Linked DNA regions of Homo sapiens: region 2 is linked to region 1. A link is an interaction called in ENCODE POLR2A ChIA-PET data of the cell type or tissue named here. Cell type or tissue: GM12878. All regions are shown on one strand. Region 1 overlaps VAV2 (vav guanine nucleotide exchange factor 2). Region 2 overlaps VAV2 (vav guanine nucleotide exchange factor 2).

What was found. Peaks named below come from ENCODE experiments on the same cell type or tissue, not always from the same donor. Only the 100,000 strongest peaks of a DNase experiment are listed, where the experiment ranks them.
Region 2: POLR2A ChIA-PET joins it to region 1 with 7 read pairs; 3 of 35 experiments call an interaction of 5 or more read pairs at or near these places.

What each region holds. Positions count from the first base shown.
Region 1 is chr9:133,785,156-133,787,655 of GRCh38, forward strand. VAV2 (vav guanine nucleotide exchange factor 2) reads right to left here. Exons shown (of 30, transcript NM_001134398.2): 16 at 2,091-2,105; 17 at 621-730. Among named protein-coding and RNA genes, the nearest start is that of SARDH, 48 kb to the left of the region's middle. RefSeq lists enhancers at 1,114-1,523, 1,795-2,347. In GM12878, no CTCF peak of the experiment used is centred here; a DNase peak (open chromatin) is centred at 1,386; H3K4me3 peaks cover 791 bases; H3K27ac peaks cover 1,786 bases.
Region 2 is chr9:133,846,049-133,848,548 of GRCh38, forward strand. All of the region lies in intron 3 of VAV2 (vav guanine nucleotide exchange factor 2), which reads right to left. Among named protein-coding and RNA genes, the nearest start is that of SARDH, 110 kb to the left of the region's middle. In GM12878, no CTCF peak of the experiment used is centred here; no DNase peak of the experiment used is centred here.

The sequences.
Region 1 (2,500 bases):
AGGCCTTCCCCTCTCCATTTCACCAGAAGAAACGGTCAGAGAGGCGAGTGCACCTGCCTGCAGGCCCCAGCTCACCTGCCCGCAGAGCTCAAGCACAGACAACCCTGCTGGCCCTCCAGGGTCCGTGTTCCGGGAACCCGTTCATCATCTTTCTCTGTTTCACATATCTAGGATATGAGTCCTCTTGGATCTCATGGAAAAATAGTTCTGTGGCTTCAAAAACAGGTGACAAGCCGCCAGCCCGTAAGACCCTGAAGACTGGGGTCACCAGGAATCCTCTGGCATCATGGCCACTCCCAGCCGGTCACTGCTCTGTGGGCCGGGCGTGCCAGGCTCAGCCTCAAGGGTGGGATGGCTCATTCCAGCAGGACAGCGGAGCCTGCCTGGGACAGGCTGTGGCAGAGGGAGAGCCCTCTCACTCTGGACTGATTGTTAAAGAGGATGTCACTGCTTGAGGCTGGCGTCCCAGGGGTGATGGAGGTTGTCTGTGTCCCTGACGTTCCAACTTTGCCTCCCACCGCCCCTGGTCTGAGAGGAACCACAGACACAATCCACCTGGGCTTCCACCCCCCATACAACTCATCTGCCAGGGACCTGGGGGCTGCCGCCCTGGAACTCACATGGCCATCTCAAACTGCTCCATCCACTTCCTCTTCATATCTTCTGTTTTGCAGAAAAACTGGAAGCCCTGCTTTCCTTGAAGGTGAATTAGGTAGAAGCCGTAGGACCACTGCAGGGGGGAGAGGGGCCATGCTTGCAATAGACACGGCTTCAGACATCCTGGCACATGTCCACGTGTACTCTCGCCTGTGCAGCATGTGCACGTGTGTATATGCATATGTGCACAGGTGCCTGTGCCTGTGTGAACACATGTTCTCACGTGTGTACCTGCTCTCTTGCCCATGCTGTACGTGCACACGTGCCTCTGTATGCATGCATGTATAGCTGTGTGCCCATACCCTCACGTGAGAATACATATGCGCTTGTGCCTTCACCTCTGCATGCATACTAGTGTGCTCCTGCGTGCATGGGTGTGCATCTGTGCCTGCACGCGTGTCTATGCGTGTGCACCTGTGCATGAGTGTGCCCAGTGCTCCTGTGAGCATGTGCACACACACACTTGTATCTGTCCCTGCAGGTACACACATGTACTAACACGTATGATGCACATGCACCCATGCTGTGTGAGCTCTCCTGTGGGTGCTCTCCTGTGTGTGCTCTCCTGTGGGTGCTCTCCTGTGGGTGCACACACACATGCCTGGGCAGGTCTGCACTCCTGCCTGCGCCCATGTGCGAGGATGCTCCACCGAGTGCATATGTAGATGCATGTTAAGCGGGGGCAGGATCCCAGGAAGGATGAGCGCAGGGCCCCACCCAGGGCCCCTCCACGAGGCCTGACCACCCACTTTCACTTCCTAAATGTGATGCTAAAAAAACCTCACTTCTCTGAAGTAGAACAGTAACAACAAAAAGGCAGGGAACAGCCATGGGCCTGGGGCACCCCCCGTGAAGCCATCCCCGACTGAGCAACCCACAACTGCCCCCTTCCCTGCCTCCCCTTCGGCCACCCCACAGGCCTCGCCATCTCTCCGAGCTCTCGGACAAAGGGCTTTCAAAGTGGTCCAGAAAAAAGAGTTTGGCAAATAGGAGCCTACTGGGTTAGAAAAGATGGCGGGAAAGAGGAACGAAGGGAGGGATGGAGAGGGGAAGCGTGGAGCGGGGATGGGAGGAGGAAAGAAACAAGGAAAGAGAGAGGAAAAGGGGAGAAAGAGGGAGGGAGGAGGGAGAGAACACAGAAAAACAAAAAGGATGATGGAGAGCTGAAGAGAGACCAAGAAACCCCAGCCTCTGACCCCGAGCTCCAGGGACTGAGGATCACGGAGTTTTCCTTTCACACTGTCTTAGCGGGCAAGCCTTTCATCATGAATACAAATCATTTCATCATCGGGAAAGGGAGTGGAGGACGAAGGACCAAGAAAACCCTGAGCCCAGCCCCTCAGGCCCCTGGGTCCCCTGGCTCCGGGCAGAAGTGCCAGCACCAGGCTGGGATGATTGAGGCAGGTGGGAGGACCTGGGCGCTAGGTGCTTACCATTTTCCCGTGAGACTAGGAAGCATGGAGAGGAGAGGAAGGGGAAGACGGTCAGTGAGAGGCTAAGCCCGGCCCTGTGGTGGGTGCCGCAGTGTGGAGGCGCCAGGAGCCCTGGCAGGTGGAACACCCCCCAGTGCCCAGGCTGGGGGTGGGGTGATCAGTGGGGAAAGGAATTTCTTCCCAGAGTGTTGGGTGCTGGTGGCAGGACTGCCTCATGGGCCCCAGTTACTTGTTTTGGGCATGAGGGCAGGGAGGGTCACCCTCAACAGCTCATCCAGTCTGCACTTGCTGGGTCTGGACGAGGGCTACACTGCCAGCCCTGGAGGCCAGGGACTGGACTTTCAGAACAAGGGCTCCTGACCCCCGCCCCCCACCCCACCAGGGCTGCACACGGTAGCTGCTCAAGTGCC
Region 2 (2,500 bases), 61 kb after region 1:
GGGGAAAGGGAAGGCCTCACAGGACGGAAGCTGTGCTGAAGCTCCCGATAGCCCCACAAGATGGGGTTCCGTCTCCATCCCAAAGAAGACACTGAGGCCCAGAGAGGTGAAGAAAGCTGCCCAAGGAGGCCAGCCAGAAAGTGGCAGAGGTGGGCTGGGAGCCAGGACCTCACACCACCTGGCCATGCCTCGGAGAGCAGCCCTGGGTCATCGCAAGGGACTGACCACACCAAAGGGCCTGGGTGTCACCCCTGGCACCTCCTGTCGGCACCTCCTGTTGGCTACCAGCCCCGCTCACCCTCTTCCTGCTATCCCGACCCACAACCCTCCGCCACTCCCACCTGGGCGTCCACAGCAGCCCCTCGGTGGCCCTGGCCTCCACTCTGGAGCCCCTTGAGGCCAGGCAGGGCCAGAGGAAGGGTCTGGACAAAATCTCAGAGGCCACTGCCCTGCTGGAACCCCCAGGGCTCCCCTCACACGTTGCTCCCTCCCCTGTCCAGCCCTGTCCCTGGCTGCCCTGGCCCCGGCCGCTCTCTATCCAGGGCCGCCAAGCAGTTCCCCAGGGCTTCTGCCTGGGCCTCCCTGTCCCAGACCTCCCCATGGCCATCAGGGCCCAGCCAGGGCATGGCCTCCTCAGTGAGGCGCACAGACCACTGCATCTGAGGGTTCCCACCTCACCCCATCCCTCTGCTGCCACCCTGAGACCGTGTCCCGGGAACTCTGGGCCTTGGAGGGGCTGCACACAGTAGGTGAACATGACTGGCCGACGGGCGGCAGGGATGAGAGGGAGCGACTTGTCCGCCCCAGTGATCGGGTCACCAGGCCACTGGGCAGGGGCTCCCAGCAAGCGTGAAGATGAGGATGGAGCCCCACTCTCCCACAGTAACCCCGAGGGGATGGGCTTGGCTGGGCTCCTTTGCAGCAGAGAACTGGGCTTTGACCCTGTGGGTGGTGCCAGCCGTGGGCCTGAAGGCGGCCCTGGGTGGGATGGGGCTGGGCGAGGGCCAGCTGTCCAGGCCCCCAACTACCCACCTTGGAGCCTCAGGCCTACAGCCTTAAGTTCCAATCAGAACTGGCCATGCCTCACCTCTGCCTTCCTGGGATACCTGTTCCATCCAAACCCTCCCTGCTCCCAAAATGCCAGATCCCCAACCTGGAGCGACGTGCAGGGTTCCCATCCTGCAGCTGCCCCCTCCCACCAAGTGGGTGCTCAGGGAAGGGAGGATCCAAGAACAAAATTCTCCAAATAGCAGAAAACCCAGGACCCCGCAGCCACCAACCCTAGCCGGGACCTTGCACCGCGCCTCAGCGTGAGCAGCCCCACCTCCGGGAGGGCTGAAACCTCGGTGCTGGACAGGGGTTGAGGCCTGCCTCAGTCTCCCCACCAGCAACCCTAAAGGGGCAGTGGAGCCTCTCCTGTCCCCAGGGTCAGCAGATGACGCATGAGGCTGGTTTTCTCAGCTGTCAGAGGCCAGTCCTACCAAGAACCGAACGGGAAGAGCCCGGACACCCTGGGCCAGGGGCTCCATGCCTAGATGAATACTGGGCCCGGAACCCTGGCCCCCTGACTCCCAGGCAGACCCCACTTGAGGACGTCAGATAAAGTTCCAGCCCCACGCTGCCCAACGGGTTGGCCCTGGGCTACAGGTGACCTCTCTGAGCCTCAACTTCCTCCTCTGCAAAATGGGGGCGAAAATCTCTGACTCCCAGGATCAAGGGGAACATTTAATGAGCTGACGCCTGGGAGGTGCTCAGCCCTGTGCACGCCTGGTCGTGGCTGCTATGATGGTGGGTGGACGGGGCAGCTCCAGAAGGGCCACAGTGACAGATGGGACACAGAGTGGCTTGCCAAAAACCGTGCTGATCACTAACAGGGAGGGAAAGAAGCAAGTCCAAGAGTCCACTTCAACAGCAATGGGTCTCCTCATGTAAAGATCCAAAACAATGGGCCAGACGCGGTAGCTCACGCCTGTAATCCCAGCACTTTGGGAGGCCGAGACGGGCGGATCACGAGGTCAGGAGATCGAGACCATCCTGGCTACCACGGTGAAACCCCGTCTCTACTAAAAATACAAAAAAAAATCAGCTGGGTGTAGTGGCGGGCGCCTGTAGTTCCAGCTACTCGGGAGGCTGAGGCAGGAGAATGGCGTGAACCCAGGAGGCGGAGCTTGCAGTGAGCCGAGATCGCGCCATTGCACTCCAGCCTGGGCGACTGAGTGAGACTCCGTCTCAAAAAAAAAAAAAAAAAAAAAAAAATCCAAAGCAATGAAGATGAAACGAAACAGTATTTGAATTTTGATAAAAGGGTAAACCCCAAATTTAGGATGGTGGTTACTTCCTGGCAGGCGCTGGAGTAGACGCAGCTCCTTTGTGTCCTAAGAGTTAGAAACTTCCAAGTTTCTTGTTCTTGGGTTGACTGGCCAGCTTGTGAGTGTTCAAAGTAATTACAAGTTAAATTAATGCATCAATAAAGATAATAGGGAAAGAGCGGAACAAAAGG